Linked DNA regions of Homo sapiens: region 2 is linked to region 1. Evidence: chromatin loops called from intact Hi-C (ENCODE). Cell type or tissue: PC-9. All regions are shown on one strand.

What was found. A loop is a pair of places that touch in the nucleus more often than their neighbours do. Peaks named below come from ENCODE experiments on the same cell type or tissue, not always from the same donor. Only the 100,000 strongest peaks of a DNase experiment are listed, where the experiment ranks them.
Region 2: a loop joins it to region 1, with 3 times the contacts of the local background. A loop is called at or near these places in 3 of 110 quality-filtered maps.

Annotation. Positions count from the first base shown.
Region 1 is chr5:146,458,072-146,466,071 of GRCh38, reverse strand. TCERG1 (transcription elongation regulator 1) reads right to left here. Exons shown (of 23, transcript NM_001382548.1): 4 at 6,735-7,188; 5 at 2,279-2,521. Among named protein-coding and RNA genes, the nearest start is that of TCERG1, 15 kb to the right of the region's middle. In PC-9, no CTCF peak of the experiment used is centred here; no DNase peak of the experiment used is centred here.
Region 2 is chr5:146,158,902-146,166,901 of GRCh38, reverse strand. It overlaps LARS1 (leucyl-tRNA synthetase 1), which reads left to right. Exons shown (of 32, transcript NM_020117.11): 6 at 2,431-2,592; 7 at 6,416-6,528; 8 at 7,432-7,495. Among named protein-coding and RNA genes, the nearest start is that of LARS1, 20 kb to the left of the region's middle. In PC-9, no CTCF peak of the experiment used is centred here; no DNase peak of the experiment used is centred here.

The DNA of each region.
Region 1 (8,000 bases):
AATAAACAAACTAATATTTGATGCTAATATATCTTTTTTTTTTTTTTTTTTGAGACAGAGTTTCGCTCTTGTTGCCCAGGCTGCAGTGCAATGGCGCGATCTCGGCTCACTGCAACCTCCACCTCCCAGGTTCAAGAAATTCTCCTGCCTCAGCCTCCCGAGTAGCTGGGCATGCACCACCACGCCCGGCTAATTTTGTATTTTTAGTAGAGATGGGGTTTCTCCATGTTGAGGCTAGTCTCGAACTCCTGACCTCAGCTGATCCACCCACCTCGGCCTCCCAAAGTGCTGGGATTACAGGCGTAAGCCACCGTGCCCAGCCTAATATATCACTTTGTATGACACTCACTCTCTCCAAAGAAATCTTAGACTATCCAATTCAAGTTCTCTTCCAACTGACCCCCAAAATGTCACTAATGGCTACTGTTTATTGAATGACTTCTACTGCCAAACTTCACAGGTACTGCTTCATTTGGTGACTCAAATGGTCACCACCACCTGTCCAAATCTTTTTAATGATGGAGCAAGGATATGCTTGCTCCATATGACATCAAAATATGTCATCATATTTTGGGGAAAATATGACATCAAAATGAAGCTAGAGCCAGAGGGATTTTATTGTGAGAAACTTCTACTTTCTATAGAAATACATTTTGCTATTGTGTACCTTTCATCCATTAGTCCTAATAAGAACCTCTAAAGAAAAGCAAAAGTTGTTCAAATGACAGCCTTTCAAAATACTTCAACAACATTATCATGCTACCTCTCAATCTTCCCTCTACAAAATGAGCAACCCCAACTCCTTGAGATCACTCAGAATCCACGATCTGGTCTTAATACTGTCCTTAACCCTAAAGCAGACCAAAATTACAAAAAGAGGTTGTGACAAATATCAGGCTATTCTCCATCTATGATTTAGTTTTCCCAGAAAAATTACACATAGAGAAAAGTATCCAGCTGCTTGTCTTAAATTTAATCTAGAAAAGGGATAATCCCTAATAGTAGGGAAAACATCTTTTGTTTTCTTTTTAAATGATTTGAATTTCTTAAACACCACATAATGGGCATTTAATTATCTAACACTACATCAACAATGTATACAAGGTTTTCCAAATTAAAAAAAAAACCTGAAATTTTTGGTTTCTTTCTTGACAAGGTATATCTGAAGGTGTCCTTTTCAGAGTGGTCACAAAGAAAAAGACAACCAGTGCAATAGTGATAATTAAGATGTGTGCAAATCTAAGAAATAGCTGTATCACAACTGTATTCTTACACAGAAAGGAGTATAAGAAAGTAGCAATAAGTGGATGGAATGTGAACTTGAGAGACAAGAGGCCTAAGTTCTATTCATCTTTGCTACAAACTAGCCCTGTGAACCTGACCTCTCTAAGGTACCAATACTTTCAACTATAACACAAGGAGAATGAACCATGGATCAAGGATTAAATGTGTTTGACAAAAACTAATGCATTCAAATTTGGAATGCCCAACACTATCATTTTTAAACCCTATGGTAAGAATTCCACTCCACAATATTTCTTAATTCTTTCTCTAGTTTTAATGACTTCTCTTAAGACAATATAACACATTAATTCACCATAACAATTTAAACTTTTAAATGATGCACATTATGCTTTACTTCATAATTGTTACAAGGGAACCTTCTAGTTCCTGTTTTATATGAATTGTTTTATAGTTAAATCACTCACATTTTCTTCCCAGTATTAACATAGTTATTAAAAGCTTACTATCTGGATGTGGAGGGCACAGGCTCAAATCTCAACATCATCACTTATTAGCTATGTGACCTTGGGCAAGTAATTTAACCTGTCTGTGTACCTATCTCGTAACATGGGTTGTAAAAATTAAAGGAGTTAATGCATGTAACATGCTTACAACAGTGCACTGTATATAAATCATCCAACTTGTGTTAGCTATTGTGACGTGATTTCTCAACTTCATAAACTCAACCCTTCAAAAATATTGCATTTAGAACATTATTTACATGAAAAGATAATCATTTTTAACTCATTGAGGGCATTATCCAAAATAAGTGTAGCTTTAAATGTGGCTCTAATTTTAGGACATGTAAACAACAACAAAAAAAGGACATTTACCAAAACTTAAGAGAAAATATTGCAGTTAGCCATGAATCTTTCAAAAACGTTTCAAACAGGTGAGATTCAAGGCAAATTTCAAACGCAACAGACACATGAGAACAAACTAACTGACAATATGAAAACATAGCTGGAAAGACCATTATAATCTGTTGGTTTACCTGGAAGTGGAATTGGCATGCCAGGAAGGGGAACACGAAACGGAGGTACCATTACTGGTGGAAAAGCAGGTATTGCTGTTGTTGGCTGAGGTACTGAATGAGGAACAGCAGGAGGTAACGTCTGAGGGTGCGGCTGGGGAACGGTTTGCACAGGTGTGGCTGTAGGAGCAGGAGTTGAAACACTAACTGTAGGCGTGGCAACTGAAACAGCAGAACTTGGGGTCTGATCTTGTGTTGTGGGTGCTGATAAAAGATAAAACAAAAACATGTATCACTCCTTCATAAATCATTTTACTATATTCATTCATCATTTACACATTCAGTAATTTAAGTATTTAAGGGACCATTCTATGCACTGCAAGAAATTTGTCAAAAGGTCTTATCTTCAAGAAGCTTGAAAATACTTAAATGAAATACAAAAATGAATACAAAGTAAAATGGGATAAACATATAGGAGTAAAAATCAAGACCCAAAGAACATTTCTAACTGTGAGAGGGTATAGAAAAGTTTATATTGGGATGCTGCGCCTTGAAAAATTAAGATTTCAACAAGAAAAACAGCAGGAAGGGGTAGAAGAAAAAAATAAACCAGTGAGAAAAGTATGAATAAGGCAAAGAGTAAAGAACCAAAAGGAATTGTTTAGAAAATTGAAGGCAAGCAATTAATGAGTGAAACAGTAGGCATACCAACAAAACTAGTGAGTTGTGTGGCTGGAAAGGTAGGCCAGAAGCAGAAATTAGAAAGCCTTGAACAAAAGGCTAAGGAGTATGCCCTTAAATGGATAGGAAAAGGGCAGAACTTAGGTAAATATAGAGAAAATTATCTAGTAGAATACAAGACAAAATACATTAATGGTAGTTACCCTCTGTGAATGCCTCTTTCACATTTTACTATTAATATATACGTTTTGTTAGACTTTGAACTTTTTATAAGAATGCATTCACATTATTTATGTGATTTCATGAAGGTAAATGGGTATATAGCAAACTAAAGGTTCCTGTATGGAAGAGTAATAAACAGGTTTCATTTGATGAATTAACCTCACAGATGCATAGGAAGAAAAGAACAGAAAAAGATAAGCAAATAACTAATGACTAACTGGATATGAATGAATGGAATCAAAAACAACTCAGGTTTCTCTCATTATTTTAAAAAAATAAAATTTTTTTAAACTGAGGTTTCCATTGTGAGAGACCAGGAAAATGTGAAATTCAGGATCATTTGGGTTCTGCTAACACATTATTTTTAAATATCGAAAATAAAACATCCCATTCCTAGTAATTGCATTTAAAATCAAACTAAAAACTAAAATCCTTATTTCATACTTTTCAGTTTCAATTCTCACATGTTACAAAACAATTTTGTTATTTATTCATAACCCATCTAGTTCCAAAATAAAATTCATTTTGGTAATTCATTGGTAACAAATACTTCATCTTTTTTTGATGTAAAGAAAAAAATGTCTACCTGTATCGGACTAAGAATGAATTTGTCAAATGAAATAAAATGAAAACAGTGCTTTCCCAATCTTTATGCCAACTTTGTTCTAAACAAAAGCACACTATTTAATACAAATCACCCAATAATCCAACTGACAACAAAATCTGTCAGTATCTTTTTCTAGCTTCTAATAATGAAAAACTCACTTAGGCTGGGAAGATGTGAGCAATTTCGTACTTGTTAATGAGGGACTCACCTTGGCTAAATAGACAGCAGGGCCAAACAAGTATCTTCAGGGGCCCAGGAATGAATTGTTGGTCTAGCATAGACCTAGCCTTAGGGTACAGTATCATATTAATATAATTTTATAACAGTGTGAAAAATACAAAGTACATGCAACATTTGCCCAGTCCCATACATATACCATTTAGCATTTGTAATCTACTATACTGGCTGAAAATGTATCTGGTCATTGTTCCCAACTTCCCTGAGAAGTAGGATTTCTTCATCATTTTTCACAAACTTGCACAAAATGAGTTTATGCTCAACTGGGATTAAAATATATTCTTAATTTTTAGTCCCATTTACCCCACAGATCTATACTGTAGCTCAGAAAATTAAAATTTAAATATTATTATAGTATTCAGATAATTGCTAAAATTGTGATCCAAAGTACTATAGTCAGGAAAATAAATAAGGGCATCAAATTTCAAGTGGAAAAGAACACCAATGGAGATGACAAAAAATATTTACAACCCATTCCTCTTACTTTCCAGCACAGCATTTTCTGAATTTGATTAGCAGCCATGAGTCACGACAGGAAAAGAACAAAAGCAATAAAATAATGGGAAACTGGGAGAATGGTATCTAAGACTTCAGTGGGTAAATTCCCACTAACTTCATTTGCTAAAGTAGCTAGTGAAGCACTAGGCCTCAAAATATACTAACCCAGCCTCAGATCTTAACTAAAAAAGACAAGTGACTATATATAATAGATGGAGAAATATTAAGATTGCAGTAAGACAACACTTTATGATACTAAATCAAGTAAAATAAAAACACACACTGGAATACGTAGACAACATCAAAATTGATGTTTAAAAGCAGTAAAAAGAATATGATTTTGCTATATTATATTTCTGGGAATAAAGTCCTCCCAATCACTGAAGAGTAAAGCAAAACTGACAAACAGGACACAAGACAGCTATGAGCTTACTGACACACTACTCTGAAAACAGACATGGACTATATATAGTATGGTTAAATTATCTAGCTCATCACCTTTCCTAAAACAAAACGAAGCACTACTATTTCTCCTTTCTAAGAACGCAGGAAAGAAAATGTAAGCAACACAGAGCCTCCACATAAAACTACATTGCTTTTATTAATCCCCTTCTCCCATTACTACCACAGGTCTCCCATAAAAACTGGTAGTCTCCTGCCTTGCCACAGAGGTTTGGGAAGCACTAAACCTATAAAAAGGTAACAACCCTTAACAGACTAGCTAGTATGACTGTTATACTTTCATATCAAAATTCACCTTCACTACAAAAGCAAACAGATTTGTAAAACACTATTCATATTTTCCTGTTCAGTACATTCCCCCGCTACAAAATGTCTAAAAACCATTAAGAGGATCTTTAAAGGCTATCCCCATATTATATGTACCTTACTTGACTGCTTCAGTTGCTTTTTATCAATAAAATAAATTCAAATTTGAAGCCAATGTGAATTAATTTCTCTCTTATACGTATTTCTTACACACTAATAATTCCCAAGTCCCTGAAGTAATCACAAAAAAACCCCACATTTTTTCTTTATTCTTATCAATTATCCTGGTAGTAAAATAATACAAATTATAATCACACTGTAGGGACAGCTGTGTATCTTGAGACAAGTGCCATAACAAATAATCAAATAAAAAAATCATTATTTAAGTACTTTCGGGCTTAGTCTCAACCTGCAGAGTAAGGAGCAACATCCATATATTGATACAAAAAAAAAAAGAAAAAAGAAAAAAAGAAAGAAACCCCCCAAAAAGAAAGCAATATTGTCACATTAATAACAATCTTTTAAGCAAATTAATAGCTGTGTCCCTCTCTTAATCTCTGAAATCTGCTATTAATCGACTCTCACCTTTTCAGAAAAGATCTACTCTTTGGGCCTCTGTGAGTTTACACCTGAAAATTCTCCTGCCTTTCTGACTGCTCCCTTCTATGGCAACTCCTCAATTCACCTACTCGCATCCCAGTCTAGAAACTATTCTAAAAGAGATTACTGAGAAGCTCCTAATAAACCTCCCTTATTTCATCACCACCCAAAAAACCAACACCAAAAAAAATCCTCCAAAATACTGCATTTATACAGGCCCCCAGTGCCTGTCTCACCTATTTGCCTAGTTCTTAAGACCCTTCAAAAAAAACACCCTCTCACCTCAGAAGTTTCCTAAAAACCCATAAACTACATTTATCATTTTCCTGACCTTTATTCATGTTGCTTCTCCTACCTGAAAATCCTTTCCTTACCTGTGAACCTGCTTAAACCCTACTCCGTTTCCTTCATGATAAATACCCATGTAGTCCACCCACTCATTTATCCACTTCTCAAATTCTTACATCTTTCTCACTGTATAGTTTTGCACACCAATATCTAATTGTTTAACACGTGTTATTCTTGCCTCCTCGATTAGGAATACTGGAAACTGTAAGGTAGGGACCAAGACTTACACTTATTTTGCAAACCCACAATGCCCGGCATTACTGTTGGCCAAGTGGAACAGCTAACTTTGCACTTTCTCAATTTAGCTTCATAAACTGCAACTGGGCAAATAATTTCTCCTGTTAATATAAATTCCTGTTTTCCTCTAACCCAAAAGTTTTAGTGTCAAAAATGTATTTTAAATAATTCTGGTATTAAAGGATAATACCAGAAACACTGGGATCAATATGAAATGTAGTCCCCTACTTGTTCATGTCTCTAGCCCCTATATAAAAACACATGCTGAGTGGTACTCACTTGATACTGTCTGCGCAACTGAAGTAGCAGTTGTTGTGGTAGAAGTGGTAGAGGAAGGGGTGGATGATGATGTTGAAGTGGATACTGCAGGTGCTGGGCTACTGGTCGTAGGGGTGGAAGCTCCAACTGCTTGTGCTTGCACTTGTGCCTGGACCTGGGCCTGGACCTGAGCCTGGGCCTGGGCCTGAGCTTGTGCCTGAGCCTGAGCCTGGGCCTGGGCTTGGGCTTGGGCCTGGGCCTGGGCCTGGGCCTGGGCCTGGGCCTGAGCCTGAGCCTGGGCCTGAGCTTGTGCCTGGGCCTGAGCCTGCGCCTGGGCCTGAGCCTGCGCCTGGGCCTGAGCCTGAACCTGTGCCTGGGCTGCAAGCATAGGTGTCAGTTCTGATTGCTGAATAACCTTAACTCCATCTGGCTTGGTCCATGCAGATTCACGTGTCCGAGCATTATAATAATAAACCTGCAGCGGAAGCAAAAATCAATGGTATCATAAAATCTGTCAGTTATTATTAAAAACAAGAATGGAACCATATTTTATCTTTAAAGCTATTTAAAAATAACGTAGGGCCAGGCGTGGTGGCTCATTCCTGTAATCCCAGCACTTTGGGAGGCAGAGGCAGGTGGATCACTTAAAGTCAGGAGTTCAAGACCAACCAGCCTGGCCAAAATGGTGAAACCCCATCTCTACTAAAAATATAAAAAAATTAGCCAGGTGTGGTGGCCGGCATCTGTAATCCCAGCTACTCGGGAGGCTGAGGCAAAACAATCACTTGAACCCAGGAAGTGGAGGCTGCAGTGCGCCGAGATCATACCACTGCACTCCAGCCTGGGTGACAGAGGGAGACTCCATCTCAAAAATAAAAAATAGCTGGGCGCGGTGGCTCACACCTGTAATCCCAGCACTTTGGGAGGCTGAAGTGAGCAGATCACCTGAGGTCAGGAGTTTGAGACCAACCTGGCCAACATGGTAAAACCCTGTCTCTACTAAAAATACAAAAATTTAGCTAGACGTGATGGCAGGCGCCTGTAATCCCAGCTACTTGGGAGGCTGAGGAAGGAGAATCACTTGAACCCGGGAGGCGGAGGTTGCAGTGAACCAAAGATCGCACCACTGCACTCCAGGCTGGGTGACAGCACGAGACTCCATCTCAAAAATAAAAAAATAAAAAATAAAATAAAATAAAATAACTTAGGGCCAGGCACAGTGGCTCACGCCTGTAATCCCAGCACTATGGGAGGCCAAGGCGGGTGGGATTACCTGAGGTCAAGAGT
Region 2 (8,000 bases), 300 kb after region 1:
GATGGCGTCTGCCAGGTTTTTCTCCTGTAAAGATTTCATTTTTTTTTAAATAATTAATATATATTTTGGGAGAGATCTTTTGAGGCCATGGAAATAATACTGTGTTTCTTTTTAAATATTTGCTCATTAATTTTAGCATTCATCAGTGGATCTTGCCTACAACAATTATTACTCTAGTCTTCTAATCATGATTTTCCATTTTCCTCTTTCTTTTTACATTTATTATCTATAATTCCTCTGAAAAGAAGAGCTGTCCTTTCTCCCCCACTTACTTAATCTGTCCTTTCTATGTCATATGGATTCATGGATATTCACTTTATTCTTCAGGTTATAAGCCAATACCATTGAGCTTTTTGTTTTTTAAGAGATGGAGTCTCACTATGTTGCTGGTCTTCAGCTCTGGGGCTCAAGCTGTCTTCTCACCTCAGTCTCCTGAGTAGCTGGAACTATAGGCTTATACCTCTGTGCCTGGCTATTGGGTTGTTTTTGAGTGTGTGTGTGTGGTTGTTAACAACACCGTAATTTGTTGTCAAATTGTTCTTTTTTATTAGAATAAAGCTAGAATAAATAAATTGTTCTAGCTGTGGCCATTGGGAGTTTTTTTAGCTTGGCTCCTGTGTCCATTAGACATTCCCTCATCTTCCTTTGTTCAAAGCAATTGCTTTCTTTATGGTGTCACAAGCTGTTCCAGGCTTGTATTTTCCGTGATTCAACCAAGGAATCAACCACTTCTCCAAGGTTTCTTTTATTGAAGAATGGTGTTCAGAAACTATGGCCTGAATGCTGGGTGTGCTCATTGCCTGGGGGTATCACTGCTTCTAGGCACTCTCAGTGGACAGAGCAAGGAAATATATTTATGTCTGCTAAGCCATGCATACACATCTGTTTTTATTTCTTTATGTATTTGAATGTTTATTAAAAAACAAGTAAGTTCATATTGATACCCCTGGCTCCATTTTAGCACCATGGGTCTCATTCTAGCATTTTCCCTTGGCTTATTTGTGACTTCTTACTACAACAGTGAGAAACTTGGCTCTCATTACCTATAGTATATTTCTTTATTTGTTCCATCCTAGACTACTAGTAGTTTCAGAATTGCCAACCTATACCCCTGGGAGAAACAATTTTACTGACAAAAGTACAGTGTTTGTGTGTAATTCTTTTTGTCTTTAGAATCTAATCACACTGTTTTCCAAAACTGCCTAGATCAGCTCCTTTCTTCCCTCCCCCTTGAGTGTGGTTATATCATATATTTGTAATGCAGTTAGATAGATTTGTCACAGTCTGCATTCCTCAGGTTCCTTCAGCATCGTGGTTGAATTTTTTAAAAATTTACATACCATAAAATTTACTTTTTTTTTTGTTTTTTTCAAGACATAGTCTTGCTCTGTCACCCAGGCTGGAGTACAGTGGTGGAGTCTTGGCTCACTGCAACCTCTGCCTCCTGGGTTCAAGCAATTCTCATGTTTTAGTCTCCCAAATAGCTGGGATTACAGGTGTGTGCCACCACGCCCAGCTAATTTTTGTATTATTGTTATTATTTTTATTATTGTTGTTGTTGTTGTTTGAGATGGAGTCTCTCTCTGTCACCTGGGCTTTGAAGTACAGTGGCACAGTCTCGGCTCACTGCAACCTCCGCCTCCCGGTTCAAGTGATTCTCCTGCCTCAGCCTCCAGGGTAGCTGGGATTACGGGCGCTTGCCACCATGCCCGGCTAATTTTCGTATTTTTAGTAGAGATGGGGTTTCACCACATTGGCCAGGCTGGTCTCGAAGTCCTGACCTCGTGATCTGCCTGCCTCGGCCTCCCAAAGTGCTGATATTACAGGTGTGAGCTACTGTGCCAGGCCCAAAATTTCCTCTTTGTGGTGTATAATTCTGTGAGTTTGAAAATGCCTGGAGTCATGTTTCTACCAGCACAGTATCATATAGAGCAATTCTGTCATCCTCAAAATTTTCTTATGCTGCCTCATTATAGTGTTACAGTTTAACCAAATTTCCTACCTTCAACTTCTGGCATTTGGTTGTCTCTTGGATATTCATAATTTTTGGAAAAGGAGGAAAGTCTTATGAGTAGCCTCTTTATAGGTAAATAAGGTAAATGTGGTATTAGGATAAAAGAAACAGAAGGTTTGGTATTGAGATCTTATCTTCATAATGGGTAGTTCTTTATGTTGCCATCCATTTAGTTATTATTGGTGCCAGTGTCTTGGCGGATATCTTGGCTATACAGTTTGACAGACTAAATTAGTACTATTTAGTACAGACTAGTACTTTTAGTACAGACTAATAGTACAACTAATTCCTGCAGTGTTCTGATGTATCAGCATTATTTTAGAATGTAAAAAAATTACATTCATTAATATCTTGGGTCATTTTCCTGGAGTGTTGGTTATTCTTTGATCGAGTTTATTTTTCTCCATTATTTTCAGAGTAAAGCTGCTGCTAAAGCTGGATCTTCTAAATACCAGTGGGGCATTATGAAATCCCTTGGCCTGTCTGATGAAGAGATAGTAAAATTTTCTGAAGCAGAACATTGGCTTGATTATTTCCCGCCACTGGCTATTCAGGATTTAAAAAGAATGGGTTTGAAGGTATGTCTATAAAGGAAATATGAGGAAAGCATTTACAAGTATGTGCTTTTTTATTGTGCTTTGCTTTATTGTGCTTTCCAGACATGGATTTTTTTTACAATTGAAGATTTGTGGCAACCCTGCGTTGAGCAAGTCTAGTGGCACCATTTTTCCAACAGCATTTGCTTACTTCATGTCACATTTTGGCAATTATTTTAATATTTCAAACTTTATTATTATCTGTTATGGTGATCTATATTCAGTGATCTTTGATGTTATTATTCTAATTGTTTTGGGTTGCCACACACTGTACCCATATAAGGTGGCAAACTTAATTGGTAAATGTTTGTGTTCTGACTGCTCCACTGACTGGCTTGTTTCCCTCTTTCTCTCCTTGGTTTTCCCTGTTTTCTAATAAACAACAATCTTGAAGCCAGTTATTAACCTTATAATGGCCTCTAAGTGTTCATGTGAAAGGGAGAGTCACATGTCTCTCATCATTTTAAGTAAAAAGCTAGAAATGATTAAGCTTAGTGAGGAAGGCATGTTGAAAGGCAAGATAGGCTAAATGCTAGGCCTGTTGTGCCAAACAGTCAGCCAAGTTATGAATGCAAAGAAAAGTTCTTTTTTTTTGTTTGTTTTTTTGAGATGGAGTCTCGCTCTGTCACCCAGGCTGGAGTGCAGTGGTGTGATCTCGGCTCACGGCAACCTCCGCCTCCCGGGTTCAAGCTATTCTTCTGCCTCAGCCTCCCGAGTAGCTGGGATTACAGGCGTCTGCCAACACGCCTGGCTAATTTTTGTATTTTTAGTAGAGACGAGGTTTCACTATGTTGGCCAGGCTGTTCTTGAACTCCTGACCTCAGGTGATCTGCCCATCTCAGCCTCCCAAAGTGCTGGGATTATAGGCATAAGCCACTGAACCTGGCCCAAAGAAAAGTTCTTGAAGGAGATGAAAGGTGCTTCTCCAGTAAACACATGAATGATAAGAAAATGAAGTGACCTTATTGCAGATATGGAGAAAGTTTGGTCCATATAGAAGATCAAACCAGCCACAACATTTCCTTCAGCCAAACCCTAATCCAGAGGAAGTCCCTAACTCTTCAATTCTGTAAAGGCTGGGGGAGGTGAGGAAGATGCAGAAGAGAAGTTGGAGGCTAGCAGAGGTTAGTTCTTAAGGTTTAAGGAAAGAAGCCATTTCCATAATAGAAAAGTGCAAGTTGTAGCCTGGGTGTGGTGGCTCATGCCTGCAATCCCAGCATTTTGGGAGGCCAAGGTGGGTGGATCACCTGAGGCCAGGAGTTCGAGACCAGCCTGGCCACCTGGGGAAACCCTGTCTCTATTAAAAATACAAAAATTAGCTGGGTATGGTGGCGGGCTCCTATAATCCCAGCTACTTGGGAAGCTGAAGGAGGAGAATTGCTTGAACCCAGGAGGTTGCAGTGAGCTGAGGCTGCGCCATTGCAACCCAGCCTGGGCAACAAGAGCGAGACTCTGCTGCAAGGTGAAGCAGCAAATGCTGATGTAGAAGCTGCAGCAAGTTATTTAGGGGATCTAGCTAAGATCATTGATGAAAGTGGCTACGCTAAACAACAGATTTTCTATGTAGACAAAACAGCTTTCCTCTAGTGATTAAGATGCTGTAAGACTTCCATAGCTAGAGAGAAGTCAGTGTCTGGCTTAAACGATGGGCTGATTCTTGTTAGAGGCTAATGTGTCTACTGACTTTAAGTTGAAACTAGTGCTCATTTACCATTTGGAAAATTTTAAGGCCTTTAAGAATGGTGCCAAATCTACTCTATGCTCTGTAAATGGAAAAATAAAGCCTGGGTGACAGCACATCTGTTTAAAGCATGGTTTGGTGAATGTTTTAAGCCCACTCTTGAGACCTACTGCTCAGGAAAAAAAAAAATTTCTTTCAAAATATTACTGTTCATTGACAATGCACCCAATCACTCAAAAGCTCTGATGGAGATATACAAGGAGATGAATGTTTTTATGCCTGCAAACACAACATTCATTCTGCAGTCCATGAATCAAGGAGTCATTTGACTTGTAGGTCTTCTTATTTAAGAGATACATTTTATAAGGCTATAACAGTCATAGATGGTAATTCCTCTGATGGATCTGGGCAAAGTAAATAGAAAACCTTCTGGAAAGGATTCATTGTTCTAGATGCCATTAAGAACATTCATGATTCATGGGAAGAGGTCAAAATATCAACATTAACAGGAGTTTGGAAGAAGCTGATTTTAACTCTTATGGATGACGTTGAAAGGTTCAAGACTTCAGGGGAGGAGGTTACTGCAGATGTGGTAGAAATTGCAAGAGAACTAGAATTACAAGTGGAGCTTGAAGATAAGCCTGAATTGCTATAATCTCATGAGAAAACTTGAATGGATGAGGATTCGCTTCTTACGGATGAGCAAAAAAAGTAGTTTCTTGAGATGGAGTCTACTTCTGGTAAAGGTGCAGTGAACATTGTTGAAATGACAAAGATTTTGAATATCACATAAACTTTAGTTGATAAAGCAGTAGCAGGTTTTGAGAGGATTCACTCCAAATTTTTTTTTTTTTTTTGAGATGGAGTTTTGCTCTTGTTGCCCAGGCTGGAGTGCAATGGCATGATATCGACTCACTGCAACCTCCGCCTCCCGGGTTCAAGTGATTCTCCTGCCTCAGCCTCCCTAGTAGCTGGGATTACAGGCATGCGCCACTACACCTGGCTAATTTTGTATTTTGTATTTTTTGTTTGTTTGTTTGTTTTAGTAGAGACGGGGTTTCTCCATGTTGGTTAGGCTGGTCTCGAACTCCCGACCTCAAGTGATCCGCCTGCCTTGGCCTCCCAAAGTGCTGGAATTACAGGCATGAGCCACCATGCCCGGCCCACTCCCAGTTTTGAAAGTTCTATTATGAGTAAAATGCTATCAGACAGCATCGCATGCTACAGAGAAATCTTTGTGAAAGGAAGAGTCAATGGATGTGGCAAACTTCATTGTTGTCTTAGTTTAAGAAATTGCCATAGCCATCACAACCTTCAGTAGCCACTTCTCTCATCAGTCAGCAGCCGTCATCGAGGCAAGACTCTCCACCAGCACAAAGATTACAACTCAACTGAAGGCTCAGATGATTATTAGCATTTTATAGCAATGATGTATTTTAAAATTAAGGTATATACATTGTCTTTTTAAATATAACTTTATTGCACACTTAACATAATTCAATATAGTATAAACATAACTTATATATGCCTTGGGAAATCAAAAAATTTGTGTGACTTGTTTTGTTGTGGTGGTTTAGAACCAAACCCACAATATCTCCCAGATATGTCTGTATATTTGTGTGATTATATGAGATTTGGACCAATTCCTAATTTTAGAATAATATATTTCCCCTGTATGCCACTAAAGAATTAGTACTGTTATTGTTAGACTAGAACCTAACATTGCCTATGGGTCTCATAACAATGAATACTTCACTATTTGTTGAATTAGAATGTATATTGACATATTAACAATTAGTAGAAAGGAGCTTTATTCAAAGAATATGAAGAAGCCCAAGTTTAACTTGAATATTTAGGAATACATAAAGGTAGGATTAAATGTTTCTTCTTAATTTATTATAGCTTCTATATGTTTGTTAATATGTATATGTATATGCTTAAAAATATACTTTAAGTAAATTAAAGTAATTGTGATATACTTTTAATAGTGGAACTTGGAAAATTATTTTTAATAGTTGATCTGATTCTAAGTTAGAAGAGTAAATAATTGATTCATAGGAATTCTTATTTAAACAAAATTTGTGTATTTCTCAGTAATTGCCTTTTAAAATTTTCCTTTTATAGGTAGACTGGCGTCGTTCCTTCATCACCACTGATGTTAATCCTTACTATGATTCATTTGTCAGATGGCAATTTTTAACATTAAGAGAAAGAAACAAAATTAAATTTGGGAAGCGGTAAGTTTGTTATACTTGAGCATAATAAAGCAAAAATCAGTTGGGCACAGAGGCTCACGCCTGTAATCCCAGTGCTTTGGGAAACTGAGGTGAGGGGATTGCTTGAGGCCAGGAGTTTGAGACCAGCCTGGGCAACATAGCGAGACCACATCTCTTTATATAAAAAAAAAAATTAGCCAGGCATGGTGGCATGCACCTGTAGTCCTAGCTACTTGAGAGGATGGGGCAGGAGGATTGCTTACATGAATAAATAAATACCTTGTAGCCTACCTTTTCCCATTACCTTTCAGGTTTTAAAATATGTTGTTTCTATTCTTTTGTATCCTTTGTTTTCCTTTTTTCCTTACCAGTGTCTTAATTTCTCTGAGCTGCTTAGTGTTTATGACAGATATAACCAGGGAGAATGGGAGGGTGGGCTTTTATTATCTTACTAAAGATTATGTTCAGTATTCCCTGCCAAGCAGAAAAAGTAATCATTTGATTTGTGTTTTATTTTATACTTTGTTCTACAAATTAAGATTCTTCCTTGATTATGTAGATTAATCAAGGAAGATAACTTAAGAAATGAAAATAAGTTATCTTCCTTGATTAATCTACATAATCAACTTCCTGATAGTTTCATTTGTTAAGTCAATTTATGTTTTATAATCTTTTGTTCAATACCACAAAGCCAAGATCAGTGTGTATTTTTCAGTGGTATTACCTTTGACGAAGATAGAAAGCTTTCATTAAATAAGTAGGTTGACAGTGGAACTACCATAAGAGTACACATAATAGACACAGATATCTACTCAGAAATTCTAGTTGCAAGACATGTAAGAAATTAGGTGCAACACAGGCAAATATGGTAGGATAAAACGTGAATATTATAATAATGTTTGTCACTTTTTGTTTATTTTTTAGGTATACAATTTACTCTCCGAAAGATGGACAGCCTTGCATGGATCATGATAGACAAACTGGAGAGGTGATTATTTGTGAGACAGAGTAGCTATTATAATAATCCTTAATAAGACTATAGAGTTTAAGAAATAGAAACCTAAAAATAACTTCTTTGTAGTGCTGAGGGATGTAGTCCTGATACTCTGGTGGATATGAAGAGGAGATAGAATATCAATACAGGTACCTGTATCTTGTGTAGTACCTAGCTATCCTAAGAGTCATGTGAGGACAGCTGCATCAGTTTGTTACAGGAAAGCACATTGTTTAGCCTCACCCCAAAATTGCTGAATCAAAAGTTCTGGGGGTGGGGCCCAGGAATATCTTTTTTTTTTTTTTCAGACGGAGTCTTGCTCTTTAGCCCAGACCGGACTGCAGTGGTGCTATCTCGGCTCACTGCAAGCTCTGCCTCCTGGGTTCACGCCATTCTCCTGCCTCAGCCTCCCGAGTAGCTGGGACTACAGGTGCCCACCACCACACCCAGCTAATTTTTTGTATTTTTAGTAGAGACGGGGTTTCACCGTGTTAGCCAG